Linked DNA regions of Mus musculus: region 2 is linked to region 1. The links are chromatin loops, found by intact Hi-C in ENCODE. Cell type or tissue: heart. All regions are shown on one strand. Links, peaks and the distances in the headings refer to the core of each region. The heading gives the core; the rest is flanking DNA.

Evidence for each region. Peaks named below come from ENCODE experiments on the same cell type or tissue, not always from the same donor. Only the 100,000 strongest peaks of a DNase experiment are listed, where the experiment ranks them.
Region 2: a loop joins it to region 1, with 2.7 times the contacts of the local background. A loop is called at or near these places in 3 of 42 quality-filtered maps.

The regions. Positions count from the first base shown.
Region 1 is chr8:79,203,433-79,213,487 of GRCm38, forward strand. 1700011L22Rik (RIKEN cDNA 1700011L22 gene) reads right to left here. Exons shown (of 6, transcript NM_026315.1): 5 at 10,046-10,055; 6 at 6,998-7,325. The coding sequence ends at 7,218. Among named protein-coding and RNA genes, the nearest start is that of Gm30271, 6.6 kb to the left of the region's middle. In heart, for the core only: no CTCF peak of the experiment used is centred there; a DNase peak (open chromatin) is centred at 3,689; H3K27ac peaks cover 1,147 bases.
Region 2 is chr8:79,269,177-79,279,231 of GRCm38, forward strand. Mmaa (methylmalonic aciduria (cobalamin deficiency) type A) reads right to left here. Exons shown (of 7, transcript NM_133823.5): 3 at 9,026-9,148; 4 at 4,928-5,098; 5 at 1,714-1,799; 6 at 1-106. Among named protein-coding and RNA genes, the nearest start is that of Mmaa, 21 kb to the right of the region's middle. In heart, for the core only: no CTCF peak of the experiment used is centred there; a DNase peak (open chromatin) is centred at 4,705.

The sequences.
Region 1 (10,055 bases), core at 2,580-5,079:
AGGACCCTTGAACCAGACTCATTGCAAGGAACATTTGCAGGTAAAGTTGTTTGGGCAAAGGGGTGTACTGTGTGACACACGGACACACTGTGACATACTGCAGCGTCCATGGAAGGGTGGTTTGTTTATTTATGTATATTTTCTTGGTGGGAGAGGTTGCAAGGGTGAAGGGCAGATACAGAGGAAAGGGGAGATGAGTGAGACTGGGGTGCATGATGTGAAATTCGCAAAGAATCAGTAAAAAGCTAAAACAAAACAAAACCTCAATGCAACCCTCATACTCAGGCCAGCCAAGATGGCTCAGCAAAGTAAAACGACTTGTTGCCAACAGTGACCACCTTAGTTCAGTTCCAGAGTCTCATGGTGGAAGGGAGACAACTCCCACAAGTTGTCCTCTGACCCCCACACAAGCACCACGGCTCCTGTGTAATCATCCACATATAATTAAAAATCTAAAAATATTAAAAATCTCACAGTGTCACATTTTCTTTTCAGAAACAAGCAATGGGTTGGAACACATTTCTCCGGGTATAAGGGGAAGACTCCTTATATTCTAGAAAGGAAATGCTGAGAGGTTTGATGTGGTGACCTCAGCCCCGTAAGGTCCAGGTGACCCGAGTCACCTGCTGCTCCGTCAGTGTCTGAGGACTACCGAGCTTCATCTTATCTGAAGCTTCTGATTCCAGTGGCTCAGACATCTATTGTTGGCTGAATACCAAGTCCACGGCTCACTTTTCCAAAGGACCCCAGCCATGATGTCACACTCACGCATCCTTTGCAATGGAGGGAACTGTAGTCCGAATTTGGTTTCTTTAAAAACTCAATTGTGCTATGTGGATATGTTTTTGTTTTATTCCCAGGTGTGGGATAAGAGGCTGCTTCATAGCAGGTGACTGTGATTGTCTCGTACATTAGCAGGGGTGTGATCTTTGCCAGCTGCAGGTAGTTTAATTCTGGGGACTCTGGAGAAGGTATAAATGCTGGAGACAGAGGACCTATGGTGGCTGCTGCTCCCCTTGCTGGTTCCTGCTGGTTCCTGCTGGTTCCTGCTGGTTCCTGCTGGTTCCTGCTGGTTTCTGCTCCTGCATTTGCTGTTGCATTTGCTGGCTTGTAGGATTGCTGGACTGCTGAAGTTTGTAATTGTCCCTGGGTACTCCATGCCCCTAATCAGCAGAAGTAGCCTAAAGAAGTCTGTACCCCCATTTCCACTCTAACTTTCTCTCCTACCTAGTGTTGGGGGAGTAAGGGCTGGAAGGGTGGTAGCTATGGGAACCCAATAAAATAACTTTAAGAAAAGCCAACAGGGGCCTGGATAATCTATTGAACAAATTTTCCATTGTAGAAGAGTAGGCACCCAGAGAAGTCACAGAACTTGACCTTGATTGACAGCCTGCTCAGGCCTTAAGATTTTATTTCTGCTTTGGCCCATAAAGACTAGAACACACACACACACACACACACACACACACACACACACACACACACACACGAGCTCTACCACTGTATATGGAGTCATCTAGGCAGGACCACACTAAACAGCACTAAACACTAACCAGGCTACAGTGGGAGTTTGAACACCCAATTGCATTTCCTCATTGTACTAAGAAGGCATACTGGTGTAGACTTCTCACCCGAGTACTCAGAAGGCCGTGGCAGAAGGATCAAGAGCTCCAGAACAGCCTGGGTTACAGAGACTCAGAAGAAAGTCGCCTGGATTTGGAGGGGGAAGTAAAATAAGAGAGACAAATCATGAGAGAAAGGAATCTGCTTAATAGTAAAACCAGTAACAATTATTCGTACAACTCGCATTAACCCAAAGCAGCCTTGGAGATCAGTCTCAACACTAAACCACAAAACAACCTTCTCATGTGTACGTTATACATTCATATATAGTATGTATTTCATGAAATATTACACGACCAATATAGGTTTTTGTCCTCCATGAAACACTAAAGGGAAGAGGAAATTTTAATGTGCATTCAAAGATTGTTTTAAAAATTGGCAGAGGGCTGGAGACAGCTCAATGGGTAAGAACACTTGATGCTCTTGCAGATGACTAGAATTCTGTCCCCAGCACCCACATCATGGTGGCCCACAACTCCCTGTCAGTCCGGTGCAGAAGGATTTGACACCTCCTGAGGCCCTCCTGAACACTGTGAGCAAGCACACAGACATTTACATATACGGGTAAAAATTTTAAATCTTCTTTAGCTTTTTTTCTTATTAAACTGACAAAAATCCTTTCCAAGACTCATTTTTCTCCTTTTCTCTACAACTATTTAAAATGCTTTCCCGCACCGAGGTCCAGTCTCCCCCGGCCCACTCTGCTCCGTACTTTATGACATAGATCAGTACTTTACGGCATAGATCAATGTAACTTTCTGGTTCCTTCCTCCTTATCCAACATCCACACTAAAGACAAGCCCAAGCCCTCAACTTAGAGAGCCTCTTAGTCCCAAGGGAAATAAACTTCCAAAATGAACAGGCACACACCATTCTCATGAAACTCCAGAATACCAGGAAACAGACACAGTCCTTCAAGGTGCAGCAGGATTCTGAGAGACTCTTTACAAACGGTGGGATTCTAATCACCAAAAGACTGTTTATCAACCACAGAAGTTTCCGGAAAAGAACCAGACGTGGAGTAGAAATACTCAGAAAAAAGAATAAATTCAAATGAATCGATTATCCTCTCTCCACTGTCCTACATAGAAGGAAGAGAGAACGAGAGAGAACTTACTCCAGCAGGAAGAAGAGTGAACCTTACAGCACGGCGTGCGTAAGAGCAGAGAAGGATCATATTTTTATTTTATTTTTATAATTAGAAAACAATCTTCTTCCAAAGGCTGGGGAGAAGAGGTGAGAAAATACAATTTAATTTACTACTTTTATTTCTTTCCATTTTTGCTTTGTACAATATGACATTACTACATATAAAAATGCTTTCAGATTGAATGTCGGTAGCTAGAATGACAGAACCCACAAAAAATGTGCTTTAAGGGGGAGCCATATTTGGAAAAAAAATTTCCCCGTTAAGACTTAGAAACTCGGTCCCTGATTCTGACCATATGCTTCTTGGTGGGAATTGTCTGCCTTGTATCAGCCATCGTGGCAATGTCAGTGACTCTGGGGAAAGCCAGCTGTAGACTATCAGGGTTTTTTTTGTTTTGTTTTGTTTTGTTTTTCCCAACAACTTGGACTAGATTCTGGATTGATTGGCAAAGGTAAAAATTAAAAAAAAAATATTTCAGACCATCTGATATGTTCAAAAGAGTCTGTGGATATATGTGAAGTTGGTGGTCCTGAGGACTGTCACCCCAAGGTGTGGATGTCTGTGAAGTTCGTGGTCCTGAGGGCTTTCTTCAGGTATGGCAGTGGAACTTCATCTCTGCCCAGTTGTTGTTTATGGAAGACCTCAGGCTACACCAGGTTTCTGTTGAAAAACTCTCAATGCAAATGCCTATGTCATATGCCATGAATTTATGGCTTGGAATCTCTCACTTGAGCCTTTTTACACCATCCCTGGTGCGTGCCAGAAAAAGAACAGTTGCCAAAAAGCAGACATTTTCCTGTCTCTAAAAATAAAACTCTGGCAATGCTTCATGCCCCCTGTGCCAAGACCTGGTTCTACCCAGGATAAACAATAGAAGACCAAGCCGACACAAGGCAAATACTGGCCCTAAAGCAGGCCTGTGACTGGCAGCAGAGGCTTAGGCCAGAGCATTTGTAGCTGTAGACCGGGGGCCCATTATCTCCACCCGGATGGTGGACAGCTGCTAACCCCAACCCAGGCCCAGGTGTGGCCAAGAGGGAAGGCCTCCAATTATGCTAGAGGTTTTGTCTCAACTGAGGTCACAAAGTCCTCGCCAAATCCTGCCCTCGGAGCTCTGGAACTGAGTGTAGGCCGCTTGATTGGTGTGGGCCACAGGGAGCTCCTGAGAGGGGACAATTCCCTGTGCACCTCCCTGCTTTTGCCCTCTAGGCCCAGCTGAGAGCCCTCACCTGTGACAGCAGTCCCAACAAAGCCACCCTAGCGAAAGAATACTATACTAGCAACTGGCTTTCCCGTTTGAATTCTCAGCTCTTCAAATGCTCCTGTAGTACACATTCAAGGGCCTGTGCTTTGTCATGACGGTTCAAGTCTACCGTCCATCGGTAACTTGGCTTTTTGCTTCTTTGGGGATTTAGGAGGGCTGAGAGGAGAGGAGCAGACCTAAATATAGCGAATATTCAGAGGCATAATCACTCCATAAACATGCTTCAGAGGGACGGAGTGCAGGGCTGATCCGGATGACAGATGTCACTCACCCAAGTGTCACATCTTAAAGAAAGCTGAATGGGCCCATTTTCCAACAGGACTGGAGTGACGCCTGTTCATACTATAAATATTTATGAAGTCATCATTCTTAGACTGTAGTTTTTCCAGGTAGGTTGCCTTTGATGACAAAGTTAAGCAGTGATTTCCCTGAAATTATGGACTAGTCAGCAGAGCTTGTTTGGTGGGTATTTCACAGAATGGGAAAGAGGAGAAGGCAAACAAGCCTCCAGTCCGTGCAGCTTCTGCATGTGGAAACCTCATTATGTCAGTCATTCTCACTCGAAACGTGACAGCCTTCTCAGGAGTGAGGGACACCACTTGCTTCTACTCATGCAGAGGTAATGACGAGAGGCCAGGATGAACCTTACCGTCCGATTTCAGCCCCCACTACCACCCTGCTAGGAGGGACCTTTTTAGTACTCTTAGCCTGTCTCTTATTAACACACACAAAAAGTGTACCTCACACCATCCCTGCTCATTTAAAAGGAATTCTGAGAATGTGTGGATGTCTGCCTAGGTGTCTCCCTGCATGTTTATGCATAACGCATCCCTTGAGCTGGTTGCCCTGACTGCTGAGGAATGGCGCCCAGAACCCCCTCTCCTGCCCCACCATGGGCAAGCTTTCCACTTTCTCCCAGGAGCAGCCTAACCCCCCTCTAACCAAGGCACCTCAGCGATCCTAGAGACTTAGAACTCCCAACCACACCCCCCCCCAACACACACATACAGAGAGAGAGAGAGAGAGAGAGAGAGAGAGAGAGAGAGAGAGAGAGAAAGAGGAAGGGAGGGAGGGAGGGAGGGAGGAGAGAGAGAGAGGAGAGAAAGAGAGAGAGAGAGAGAGAGAGAGAGAGAGAGAGAGAGAGAGAGAGAGAGAGAGAGAGAGAGACCTTGTCACTTTAAAGCCCGCAGGTTGTTAATCTCCTGAAGGCACCAGTGCACTTGGCAGTCTGCTAAGCCTGCCTCTTTCCTGGAGAAAAGGGTGGCATTTTGCCTAGGATGTGATGCCCAAACCTCAGGGTAGCCCTGGCCCTATCACGTGGATCTGCCCCTCAGGGAACCGTTGCTGATCCTTTGGCTCCAGCCTGGGAAGCCTTTTACAAAGTGAGTCACAGGCTGCATTGACCACCCTATCAGGGGAGGCCAGGGCTGCCATGTATGGTCTGTGCTCGGTGCCACCCACCTCTCATGTCACTCCTACTTTTTTTGCCAGGACAGCCTGAGTCATGAAACTCAGCGCATTCCTTAGGCCTTGGATCGTGTTTCCTTGTTACTACTTTGTCTTTGTTTTACGGAGCACCTGGTTTCATTTTAAAATCCCAAATAAAATCCCCTGGCCAGGGTGGGGGTGGGAAGAGAACAGAAAGAAAGCAAAGGAAAAAAGGGAGGGAGGGAAACCTAGGCTGGTGGTGGAGACAGAGGAAAAGGAGGACCCTGGACAAAACAGGACGGCTACAAGTTAATTCCTTCTGACCAGAGGCTCTTTCACTGCCTGGAAGTGCCTGTGGCTGGTCCCCTGCTGCTTCCCGTCCCGTCCCCCCCTTTTTTCCAGTCTCCTCAATAAACGGACTAATCTTTGATAAACCTGAAGAACTTTCCAAATACAGCACATTATGAGTCCTTAAATCGGCCTGTCTCCTTTATCTTGTACTATAAACCCTAATTCACTGCGTGAGTCAGTATTTTTCCATAAGCTAACTTTTTTTTTTCTGTTCTGTTTTTTCCTATGGGGGTAGGGGGAGTCAGGGAAGAAGGCGGTCTGCATAGAAGGCAGACTCAGCCCTCCCGACATGCTGCTGGTCACGCTGAGTTTCTGTGGCCAGGTTATTTCTGTAAATTTGTCTGTAAAGCTGTTGACATTGATTTTTAGAATGGAAACAGAATTCTAACAAACTCTGGCTTGCATGTAGCAAAAGCTGAACACTGGGGCACTAAGAAAGCCTTGCCATGGATAAATGCCTCCTTAGGAGTGGTGATGCACAGTCACTGGGGCATGGTCCTTGGGTGCCAGCCTGGGCGTCTGCCCAGAGGTCCCCTCGCTCTGCCTGCGCAGGGCAGACTGTTGGAGGCTCCGGAGTGGCCCAGGGCTGCATTTACATTGCACGGTTCTGGCGAGTTTAATGGAAACCACATGAAGGGGAAGCAGACCAGATGGCTCCCAGCGAATGTATTTAGCCCAACCTGGGGCTAAAGGAAAAAAACATATTAAGGGTTGGGTCCTGGGGTGCGGCTAGGGGGTTAGGGTGCGACGTTTGTGTTTCCTGTTCAACAGGAGCCGTGGGTTGGGGTGCAGGCTGGATCGGGGCCCCGAAGCGCCGGGTGGCAGAGGAATGGCTGCCAGCGGGAGGGAACTATTCCGTGGCCTTGCTCCTTTTTGCCAGGTCCCTTAGCGGCTCTCGGGCAGGGCAACCACACGGCTGTGAGGGGACCCCGCCAGGGCAGATGCAGCGGGAAGAGGGAGGCGCAGGCCTATGGGCGCCGCGGAAGGCGGAGCCAGCTGCAAAGCCAGTTTTCCCTGAGTGGAGGGAACTGCTACAGGCCTTCTGGGTCATAGCACAGGGAAAACAGAAAGGTCTTTCTCTGAGGTAGAGGACAGGCTACATAACTCTGGAGCCCACTAAGGTGGAGGTCATGCTATCGTTTGTGAGGTTCTAACAGCAGAATGTGAACCTGGGCACTTTGTAAAGGAACATTAATCATGTTTATGACAAACCCCTTCCCCATCAACACACGTGCGTGTGTGCGCGCGCACACACACAAGAATAAGGGAGGAAGCCCAGGGAAGTTTCTAGCAAGATCTTCCCTATGTGCACAATCCATCAAAGCCTTCTTGGAACTCCTGTCTCAATGGCTTAACACAGACACGAGGTAGGGCTCTAGGTCTGTGGCTTCTTTCTTGAAATCACTTGAATTTGCGCCCTGAGCTTCCACTGGTATTGGAGGAGAATCGATCCGTCCCTGAGTCCTCCGAGGAGCCCAACTTGCTTTCATAATCCCATTGTCGCTGAAGCTGGAGGGAGAAAGGGTTCGATTGTCAACACTCGCGCATCCACAAAGATCAGTTCCCACAAAAATAGGATTTAAATTGCCTCTTTCAAACTAGACATCACTCATGAGCAGGGCCTGGCATCACTTTTGCATTTTCTTCCATCTTAAAAAAAGCTAAATAAACCCTTTCTGTTTCATATATTGTACCTCAGTCAGGAAGGACAGATCAATAAGCAAGATGGATTTAAAAAGACAAGAATTCTAAGAAACGCTAAAGACTCGGTCTCTTGTCTCGGCCCTTTCATCATCCCCCACTGATAGGAACCTTTACTATGCTTTCCCACTTCCAACCAGCAGGCAATCCTGGGTGTGAGTTCTCGGCTTTTCAGTCCTACATCATGACCCTCTTCAAGTCAGGTTCCACGAACATGAAGAATTCAAAGAGAGTTTCCAGTGGAGCTGGTCACCAAGCAAATGTTTTTAACCCTAAGAATTTTGGCAGCCTGGCAGGAAATGGACAATTCTCAACCTGGTGGCTTTTGCACCTTCCCCTAAAATATCAGTACCTGTTTTAAAATATTTTAAATGTGGGGAATGGAGGGATGGCTGCTCTTCCAGAGGACCCAGGTTCAATTCCCAGCACCCACACCGTAACTCATATCCATCTGTAACTAGATTTGCAGAGGACTGGAGCCTTCTGGCCTGGGAGGGCATCAGGTACAGACATATATGTACATATAAAAAAATGAAAATATTAAATGTTGCTTTACTCATTAAAGCCATGGTTTGGTTTGGTCAGGATTCTGGCTCAACATTAGTCAGATAACTGCCCCATATTTATCGAATGTGACAGGGAAAGAGGAGGGGGATGGGGGGATGGTTTTGGACTGTTAGTACATCACAATAGAATGTATGAAAATGGATTTAGGGGAGGGGTCAGGAGAGGAAGACAAGCATCCCTCAGTACAGCTCTGACACTGATTGGCAATGAAATTGCCTGGCACCCGTGCAACTCCACGCAGCAAGAACGAATTATTTAATTGTAGTTAATCATTCCCTTAGACAACTCCCAGGAGGAAGCTGCGACCAGCACACTTTCAGGAAATCATCTTCCTTTCCCAGAAGTGAGCCCCCTCCCCCACCCGAGAAGCAGGTCCATGACTGACTGCACAGGATCTTTCACCAGACCCACAGCTTCTAGACCCCGGCATCTTTCCTTGTGGTGCTGCCTTCTAGTGCGCCGGCATTCCCTAGATGCTAAAGCGACTGCTTCATTCTGGAAGGATACCATTCAAATAGGCTTAGCTGTCTGCGACCCAAGGAAAGCTGTCCAACCCTTCCCTGTTAGCTAAATTTACCAGGTTCATTTGGTGACCCAGACCAGCCTATTCAAAGTGACATGTGTGCATAATTGGTATTCTTGTGACAATCTTAGGTGCTACTTGAATAACATTAAAAAAATTTTACTGACCAAGTTATTTTTTTCTCCCTAACACATGTAACCAGCATACCAAACTCATGACATCACACATTTAATTACTTAGCATAAAGCTAAGTTGTTTGGATTCAACTTAAAGAGAGGCTCTAATAAAATTAAATGATAGCAAAAAATTGCTTTATTTTATACTAAATGAAGTTAGTAGGACACATAGAAGAAATAGAGAATTGTGTGAGAGCCCTCTGTGTGTGTGTATCTGTGCTCATGTGTATGTATGCTCATGTGTATATGCATGCCTCTGTGTACGTTATGTGTGCATATATGTGTTCATGTGTGTGCCTGTGTGTGTTCCTCTGCCTGTGTTCTTGTATGTGCATGTTCATGTGTATGTACATGCTCATAAGTGCTAGTGCACACATACATGTTTGTGCATTTTGGGTATTCATGTGTATATATGTGTGTATTTGTGGGGGTTAACATGTGTTCCTGTGTGTGCATGCCTGTATGTGTGCCTGCCTCTAAGTGTTTGCATGCCTATGTGTATACATGCATGTATTCTTGTGCCTGTGTGTGTGTACTTGTGCATACCTGTGTATGCACATGCATGTGTGTGTGTGTGTATGTGTGAGAACAGGTATGCATGGGCTTATAGAGATCAGAAAACAATCTCAACTCTTGATCATCAGATGCCATCTACCTCATTCCTTAAGATAAGGTCTCTCCCTGGCCAGTGAGCCTCAAGGCGCCCTTCACCTGCCTCAGCTTCCTTAGCACAAGGAATCCGGAGCTGGTGCCACCACCACCAGCTTTTTTATCTGGGGAGTGACCTCAGGTTGCCTGTGCTTCCAAGGCAAGGCCCCTCTTCAAGAAGTCTAAGGCATAAAAGAGACCTTGTTTTAACATCCTGTTTAAAAGTATTGGGATTTGAGGTAAGAGTCCTGCTTAGGGGAAGCCATATCAGGGAGAGTGGGGACAATAGACACTGGGACACTCAACACACAGGGTGGGTCCTAGCAAGGCAGGATTATCTGAGAACTTAATGCATCCATCTATCACAATAGGCAGATCCCAAGAGTTCCCTGACCCCAGGACATGACGGAAGCTCCCATCCCCAAAGCCTGTCTGAAGCCTGTTTCCTAAACAACAGACAGGACAGGACCTGAAGTGTTCCAGGCCCCTCATATCAGAACAACAGATTATAAAGGAAGGGGTGCTCTTATGCAGACACTAAGCACCCCTACACGTCTGCAGTGCTGCCTGCAGATACACCCAGTACTGAATGGCAAAGGGAACAAGTTTCTCACCCGTTTCAGC
Region 2 (10,055 bases), core at 3,666-6,165, 67 kb after region 1:
CGCTCACGTACTCTGCTTGGATCCTGCGGGCTGGCACAATCAAGTCTCCATCAGATTTAGTTATAACAACCAAATCTGCCATTTCAATGATGCCCCTTTTGATGCCCTAGAGAGAGCAGAAGCAGCATGTTTATCAGAAGCATCCTATTTGCTCCCAACGACCCTGAGAACAAGACAACAGCAGACGCCATGACTGTCTAACACCAGTCACTCTACTGTCATTTCTTCTGTGTCTTCCTGAGTTCATGTGCCAGATAATAACTGACAAGAATTAACTAAATGTACCAGCCCTTGGAACTATGGAAGTCATCTGTGAAATCCCTTTCAAATTCAGAAACTAACTTGGTGAGATCTATCCAGATGTTGAGTAGACAGATAATCAAGATAAAACATGATGGTGACAGGAGGCAGCTCATAGCATCTTATGGAGACAAGAGCTAGTGGCCCAGCTCACTGCAGGGAGTGAGGGTGAGTGGTAGGTTATAAGCTAGTCACCTAGCCCGAGCACAAGGAAGGGAAGTGACATGATCAGCAGCCTACCAAGTAAGTAAGGCAAGCTGAGAGACAAAAGGTGATGGAGACTTGTGACCACTGAGACCAGAGGAACAAAACGTTACTCCGGCTGAGCTCAGGGGACACACAGGGTCGGGGTGCTCACTGACTGGTGCATGATGTGCCCACGAGTGTAAGTCTCAGGGACAAGCATGTCAGGTTCCACGCACATCCCAACCCCAGTCCCACACAGACCATTAGACAGCATCACGGGCCCTCTCTTGGGACAACCCTCCCACTCAAGAGTCCTTTTTCCTCAATAAGATCAGTTTTCATTTACTCACCACTCAGCCAGTCCTTACTCTTCATCAACATGAGACAATTAACTCCACAGTCATTGGCTGTGAGTCACTCTGGTGACTGCTCATTACCTAACACCTTAGTCCCCTGGGTTAAGCCCACCAGAGCCAAGAAAGGCTCTATCACTTAAAAAAAGAAAAGAATCAAAAACCCTTTCATATAATCATGGGTGTGTCTGCCTCTCTCCCACCCACAGAGTCCCCAGCCCTTTGCTCAGTGTGTGGGTGTGTCTAAGTAACACATACACGCACACACACACCCCTTCTGTGTGTCTCTTTTTTATTAGGCTAGAGTTTATCATAAACCTGATTGTAGAATTTCCCTGAATTTTGTGAGTTATCCTCATGAATTATTGCACCTGAGAAGAAGTGGGACCCTTCAGCTTTGTAGCTTGGCAGTACCCATCACCTGGAAACCCAGCTGGTGTCTGAAGTGAAGGAAGGGAAGGACTTGGGCTGGCTACTGATAGAATGACAGAGGAGGAGAGTGCTGTACTGTTATACAGTATGTATGCTACCCAACAGTATCTACCACATGCATTACTTCAGAGCCAGGCGTTGTACAAACACCTATGATGCTGTGGTCTCTATGGACCAAAGCCCTCTATTTACTCCAGTCACTTCTGTGCTGTATAGGGAAACGTTTAAGTTGTATATGTAGCTCAGAGTCACATCTTTTATTATTGTTAGTTGAGAAAAACAAACCACATGTACAGAGAAACAGCCTGTGGCCTCATGGCCTCTAGCCAATGGGAATGCTGTTACTCAAATACTACCTTCAACTTAATTTGCAATAATATTATACTGCGCATTTGTTCTTTCAGGGGTAATTATGGGAGGACCAAAGCACCAAAAATCTTACCTGCAGTTCATCCCCTCCTGCTGGTGGCAGCAATAAAACAAACATATCGACCATGTCAGCCACAGCAAACTCCGACTGCCCTACACCTGGAAATTTAAATCACAACTTTATTTAAAATACTGTTTTTACTTTTTTCCAATTTACTGGCTCATTTACATTCTATTTCACTTAATTCCTCATCTTCATGGTCATAGATTTATGACCTGTTGCTATAACTCAGCACCCACGACTTGATAAAGACAAAAGCTCATTTGCTCAGGGATCTGCAGAGTGGCAAATGCAAGTGCATCTACACAGACAGCATCATATGGGAGACAGGGCAAGCATGCTGACGCAGGAGTCTCTCCTGCTTTCACAAATGCCATTACAGAGGCCTCATGGTCATCACCTTATCTACTCCTAATTAGTCCCCAAAGGCTATTAGCATGAATTTAGATTAAGTTGCTAGCACACCCTCCCGCTTCTCACCAGGTCAATGCTTTGGATGGAGACCCTCCAGACTTCAATTCTCTCTGCTTGTAAAGCTTTCTCTTGGTGTCTCTTTCATCAGTAAGTGGCTTGAACACAGACGGGCTCTAGTCTAAAACCACGTTTGCCACTATGTTCATCTCTTTACGACTTTTCACCTTTATGCAAACTCCCAGTTCTTTTCTCTTTAAACATTCTTGGAGAGACCTCTTAATTGCAGACAAGTACCACTGAAGGGTCTCATAACAGCCATCCCCGAGGGAGCCAGAGAGGAAGCTCCGTGGTCAAGGGCACTTGCTGCTTTTGCAAAGCCAGCTCTGTTCCTACATTACCTAGTTAGTGGCTCACAACTCTAGATCCAGGGGATCCAACATCCTCTTCTGGTCTCTGTGGGTAACAGGAACACACAGACATACATGCAGGCAAAACTTATACACACACACACACACATAGAGAGAGAGAGAGAGAGGACAGACAGACAGACAGACAGATGGGAAGGATCTAAGTGTCTTCAGTATTTTTCATGCACTGTTACCAGGGCACCCACATCACAGAGGAGACTAAGGAAGTACTTCCCTCCGTGGAGGAACAGATGCCATCCCAGCCTCCGCCAGGTCACCCACTTGCAGTTTCCTTGGAGCAGTCATGCTAAAGAGAGCTCCCTTCCATCCACTTTCCCGAAGCCTCACTCAGCCACCACAGAACCTCTCACTTTCTCTATATGGTCAATTTTCTGGAAAACCTTACTTGATGCTCAGTGCCTATGTTTTGATCCACACCCCCAGCTCAACGCTCACCTGGAAACTCTCTATTTGTTGCAGATACTTCTGGTGCCTACTTCTGTCTGTTTTCTCTCCTCACCCTAGAGTTCAGTGTACCAAGTCAAACCGACATGGTGAGGTGTCCTGTCAGGCATCTGAGCAGAGAGTGATAGTAAAGGTAGGCAGAGAGGGACTGCAGGCAGGTCATCTGAAGAAGGCACGTCAGCCGGGTGTGCCTCTTCCCTCTCCTTCCTTCTGTCTGCCACCCAGTGGGACAGTCAGAGTTCCACCAGTCACCTTCCAGTCCTGAGCAACCTTGAGGCAGACTACATGTGAAGGATGGAGGCATCCTGAGGACTGAAGGTGTAGAACTAGATTTGTTCTCAAGCACCTGCCCCAGGGCTTCTTCACTTACAAGACAGCAACCCTCTTTTATCTGAGTCGCTGTTATCATGAGTCTCTAGGACAAGCAGCCATACACAACTCTGAGATAACACACTTGGCTTTTATATTGCCCTCTTCTCTGACTCCTCTCCATTCAATCTTAAATGGTGGCTGTTAGACCTGTCTTCAGATCCATCATGGAAATTCCAGCACTCAGTAGAACTCAGATGGAAATGAGGCTCTACAGAGTTACATGAGGTCATGAGGATGGGGTGCTAACGAAAGGGAAGGAAGGCACCAGGGTGTGTAATCCTGAGAGCGTCCATGTGAGGGCACAACAAGGAAGCCATCTGCAAAAAAAGGGAGGAGAGCACACAAAGCAACCCTGCTGGTGCTGGACCCTCAGCTTCCAGAGCTGTGAGAGGCACATGGGCGTGGTCTAAGCTGCTCAGCCCCTATTTATGACAATAATCCTAGTGAACCAATATGGCTACGTTCTATTTTTATCCCCCACTTTCCTTCACTTAATGTAAACAAAATTTATAACTTGGTGTGGAACTATGACCCATGTTGTTAGGTCTGTATTTATCACCCAGTCTCCTAAAACAATGTCACGTGGACACCTAAGAAGGATGTCACAGCAATGTGTTCTCCTCCCTGCCATCTTCCACAGTGCTCTCTGCCGCTCTGGAAAGCTCCCTTCCTCCTCTCTTCCATGAGTCCTCCAGCTCACTGTCCATGCTTCTGAATTACTTCCTCCTCTCTGGTCCTGTTTACTTGATGTAGCAGTCACCATTTCCCTTCTTTGATTGACAGCATAGTTTAACTGCCTTCCACTTCCACTCTAAATGTTCTAATCATTCTTCATTCTGCTGTGGGGTTCCCTCCAAACGTACATGTGGCTTCCCTTGTTCTAGCTTCCTACTCCTTTCAGAGAAAATGAAAACTCTTTGGCAGGGCACATAAGGAAAACCTTCCCCTGGCCCCTGTTGCAAGTGTCTCTGCCCGAAATGCCGTGAGTGGCCTGATCAGGCAAGCTGCACCTCTCTGAAGGAGTCATGTTTGCTCACTGTGTCTGTGCAAATATGCTTCACCCCCTACCATCAAATCCCACCCTCCCTCCTCCAGGAAGTCTTCACTGATTCCCCCAAACACTGGTTTGGGTTCTATCATATACATTCATCACAAAGTAAACCAAAAGGTTGTCTCTCCGCAAGAGTGTGAAGTGCTGGGGTTTTCGTTTGATGTCCTGCACATGACTGTGCTACGGAGGAATAGCCAGCACCAGGATCCCATGCGTGCTGTGCTGCTGTGATTGACTTCCCACGGTCATTCAAGTGCTTACTAGCCTCTGGCACACGGAACATGTCAGCTTAGATATCAGCTCTGCAGACTCGGGGCTCACTTTCACCTTTTTCATGGCAGGCTCTTGTGAGAAGGGAACATAGCCCATGTACTCACATTGTCTGTGGGGCAATACCTTGTATCTAATTATAGTTCATATCTGCTGAGTGAACTAAATGAAGTCAGTTGTTAGTCATCTTTAAATAGCACTCATTATGAAAGTACATGACTCTTATGAAGTAGAGTATTACACTCACCGACGGTTTCAATAAGAATGATGTCATAGCCCCCTCCTTCACACAACACAATGGCTTCATTTGTGGTCCTTGTCACTCCTCCTAGAGTCCCACTGGTAGGAGAGGGCCTGATGTAGGCATTCATATCTCTTGACAGCTCAATCATCCGGGTTTTATCACCTAAGAGGGACCCTAAAACACACAGTTACATTTTACAATCACGGAAGAGCTGTACGAGCTAATTACCAACCAGCAAACTGCAAGAGGACATGATTTACGGTATCTCTTCCCAAGCCTGAGGTGTATGCCACATTACTGAGTTCTCCTCTAGCTCACTCTCTATCCTCATACTGAAGTTAGTAGTGGATCATTTCAAGCTCCTGGAAACCAACAAGGTCTCCTTGAATTGACCGGAAGTTCAAATCTAAGCCCTGGATGCTCCAGGCAACATCCCTACCTTACCTTCCTTGACCAATGTCGGCATTCCAGGCCCAAGCCAACCCTCTGGCCCAGCATTGTGTCTCTTCACTGCTATCTCCACATTAGTGTGGCTGTGTCCTTGCTGGTGTTCTACTAGGACATCTGGTATGTCCTCTTGTCACTAATTTACAAGAGGTCAAATCAGGGTCCTTGCTACTTCATTTTGGGGTGTTATTTTTACCCTCCCAAACCCTTCCTTTCTTACATAAATGGAATAATAAGTCATGCTGAGGTTCAAACGACATTACACAGGAATGGAACATGTGCTTCAAAACCTGGTAACATAACAGACCATATCTATCTTACATACACTAAAGTCTTTTCCTTCAGAGTCTTTCTGGAACTTTCTCATGACATGTCCTTTGCTGTAAATCTGTACAGTACACAGCAACTGCTCTGCAATCTGTTGACACCCTAGAGGACATAAGAGAACTTTGGTGACCCTCTCCTTTCCCTTTTTACCAAGAACAGGCTCTCCTCCCCATTGTCGCATTTTATCAGCCTTATGCCAGTCTGTTACTTCTCCCCTCACCGCCATGGCGCGCACCGGGATGGGGACTTTCCTACAGCACATCTCAGGTTCACAGCATCTGTTTCGTTTCCTTCATGTGATGGTTTCCAACCAGGGTCCGTCCCTCACCCACCCCACAGGCATCTGCTGTATCTAGAGATGGCTTCACCTGTCACAAACGGGGCAGGATGCTACTGCACCACCATAGGACAGTCACCACATACCACAAATCGCTGCCACCAACGAAGACTTGCCATCAGTGTCACCAAGTGTCACCAGTACCAAAGTTGAGAAAAATTTGCTCTAGCTACAGCATTCCCTGCCTATGACCTTATCCTAAAGCTACTGTACACTGAATGCTAAACAAAGTGGTTACTGTAGTACTCAACTGACACCCAGGAAATGGACTAGTTATATTTTTTGAATTAATTGTAGTATTTGAGCAAACAGCAATACTTTAAATTCTGAAAGCATTAAACCCTTAAACTACTACCTTTTCCTACTTCCTCTTTTTGTAATTAAAAACATATTTGATTTTATCATTTTTAATTGTGTGTGTGTGTGTGTGTGTGTGTGTGTGTGTGTGTGTGTCTACAGGTAAGTATGTGTGCAGAAGTGCAGGTGCCCGTGGAGGTTGGAGGTACTGGCCTCTTAATTTCCTGGAACTAGTGTTATAGGTGGTTGTAAGTTACCCATTGTAGGTGCTAGGAACTGAACTGGGTCCTCTGCAAGAGCAGTGCTCTTAACCTTTTGCCATACAGTTACATACAAAGAATGGGGATAGTCTTACCTGACCATTTACACTCACCTAAGGGCATTTCCCCACCATGAGACAGCGAACACTGAGTTCCTTAAAGGTATGCCATTTTCCTTTATTATTCCACATAGGCACTATTCTAGGGCACATGCCTACCATATACCTTAACTTCCTTATTTTTTTTTCACATAAAACCTTTCCTAAAGTATCTTCCTACAGAAATCATCCCTGCAGAAGTGCACAATCTGCTGTATCTACGTATTACCTATGGATGCCAGCACACTTAACACAGCATTAGCAACTTATTCTCCCATAGAACTTTTCTTGCCAGTGAACCCAAAATGTTAGCTGTAGTTCCCAGGGTGGTCTCGATGCTATATTACAGGAAGGCTTATGACTCTAAAGCACAAGGACAGACAAATAAATGAATAACTAATGTTTATACAGACTGCGAATTCACATTTATAACATTCCATTTAACTGCACCTATTTTTTCTCTTGAATTACAGATACGTTTTTAAAACCCTAGGAGTAGGACCTTCGTTTTCAGTTTGATTAGGTTAAGAACCACAACTTAGTCAGTAAAGTGCCTTTCTTGCAAGCACAAGGAAATGAGTTTGACCCCAGCACCCCTAAGAAAACCAGGCCTGGTGGCACAAGCTTGTAATCCTAGCACTGGAAGGCAAAGATATGCATTCCTAGAGCTCTCTACCAGCCAACAGAGCCTACTTGGTGGGTTCCAAGAGAGTGAGTCTGTCTCAAAAACAAGATGGACAGCACCCAAGGAATGACACTGAGGCTGACCTCTGACCTTCACTCACGTGTCTCCCTTACACACATGCATGCACACACATACACATAGAAAAGAAAGGTTAGGAGCCAACTAGCTATGTGCTATGAAGCTTTAATCACAGGATATAACATGAGGTCTGTTATTAATTACTATTTCAAGCTACTGTTTTATTTTCCTATGGAAATACTCTAGACCATGAAGGTGGGGAGGAAAAGGCCTTCTCACTTGTACAAAAATTAGAATCATTTATGAAAACCTTTCATTAATTTTCATACAGCAAAGTTCCTTTGCTTGCTTGTTTGTTTTGGTTTTTCAAGACAGGGTTTCATTGTGTAGTCTGGCTACCCCGGAACTTGCTTTGTAGACCAGGTTGGCCTCAAATTCAGAAACCTGTCTGCTTCTGTCTGCTGAGTGCTGGGACTAAAGGCCTGTGCTAGGTTCATTTAGCAATAGTCTTAAACAGTAAATAACCTAGACAACAAATTGACAAGGATAAACCTTGGAACTAGAGTATAATTTCATTTACCATTAAACGTTCTATTACAGTGAACCAAACCCTTTGACTGCTCTGAGCCATACTCCTCAGTAAAGGGTAATTAAGAACTGTTATCTACTTCTCCCCTGACCTAAGGTCTTTCAAGTGTGATTACTTTCTGAAGGATACTACAGCATACAAACCAAACACTTTCACTAAATACCAAGTATCACCCCTCAGAGCACATACTATAGTGCGACTGCTTATGTTGCCTGGTTCCCTCATGAGACATGAACTGAGCAAGGCCAAGAGCATTGTGTCATAGTCACCATATAGCACAGTCCCCTTTGGTGGTGCCTCACCTACAGAAGAAGCTCCAATGTCAGTTCAGCGAACAGCTGTAATCCGAGCAGCTTAACTCAAGAGAGAGAAGGGGGAAATGGTTCCTGGGTAGTTACAGGAAAGACTTTGTATGTTTTCTTTAAATGGTCCTTAGGGAGCTAAGTTTACATTCATTTTATCTCTGATGAGCTGCAAATTAAGTGTTGAGTGAATGCATGACCTCACTCCAGCAAGTGAGTGCTAAGCACCGTGCAGTGCACTGTGTGCTTGAGCGCTGTAGGGAACAGCAGTAGGCTACAGGGCCCTTCAGGAGCTTTGTTTCGCTGGCCATAGAACAGACAGATGACACGCTATAAACACTTGTACTTTTCCCTCACGATTAATTGAATAGATGCTACAACACTATAAAGATAATAACAGAGAAGTAGAGGCCACTGGAGAAACAAAGACTGCAGATAGGGCCTGGTCTTAGGCATGATCACCAAGAGGCTAACACATGCCCTTTGTTCAGCCTCATCTGCTGGCCCCTCTCACCCTGCCTGAGTAGCCACCGAGCTACCCACAAGCTGACCTCCTCTGTGTAGTGCACATCTTCCTAACCCAGTCTCAGAGTTTCTACATCACTCTGCAGAACAGAAATGGCACCTTTCATGAGACCAAACTCATCTGACAGTTAGAGGACACCCAACTACCAATTCTCACTAACCTGTATCAGAGTCCCCACTAGCTGTTCAGTTAAAAAAAAAGCCAGCCATACTCACCACCACTGGTGCAAGAAGATGGATCCACAGCTAGCACAGATAACCTGTGCCCTTGCTCAGTCAGCATTTTCCCAAAACATTCTATGAATGTTGATTTTCCTGCACCAGGGGGCCCGGACAGTCCTATAGTAGAAAGAGGTCTATGTTAACAGCTCAGATGAAAAGGTATCCTGGCATCCAACAAAGTTACACCACACAACAAACCTCACACAAGACATTTATTAGGAGGGAAAAACACAGCAGAGCGGCTGCCTCTTTTCGGACAAGGAGCAAAGAACTGAGCAGGGGGCTTGCTTTATACAGGGTTTCTTTGGGGTGGGGCTTTCCAGGGTAGCCGGGGATTAAAGGGTTATGTGGTCTGATCTTGGGGCAAGCTCAGGGATGTGGTAGCCTGACCTTGGGCTTCTTTTTTCTTTTTTCTTTTTTCCCCCCTCCTATAAGATACATCCTGGACACTGCTCTGATTCGAATGGGCTGGGAATGGCTGTTTGAAAGTCTTTGGAGTGGGACCTAGCTGCTGTGCCTTGAGTGACTTATAGGTCTTCCATAAATATAATCAGCATGGTGAATAGTTTCATCTCGCCTATGAAAATCATGACTGACATATTTTAACATGCCTTAAAGTGTAAGTGAAAAATCTTATCTTTATCTAATTTCTGAGTAGCAGTGAGATAGAGAGGAAAATTTGCAAGTTTTGTATGGTCATAAAGTTCACTTTCACCAATCAGATGTGGTTTGCCCTTTTCCTGTAATGCAGATCTTTGGGAACAGACATTATTGCTTGTGTTGCAGGGTGCGGAACTTCTACATCTGCCCTCCTCTCATCACGGTGGGTAATTATTCCACCCACCCCCTTCTGTTTCTTCCCACTGGAAAAACAATCCATTACTCTAGAAATTGCCAGTGATTGAGAAAGTAATTTTCCATACAAATATTCTTCTTTTTACTCATAACTTTAAGAAAATATATAATAAAAGGAAATCTGAAAAAAAAAAAACCTACTTGTGTTCAAAATGGCAGAGAAACCCCT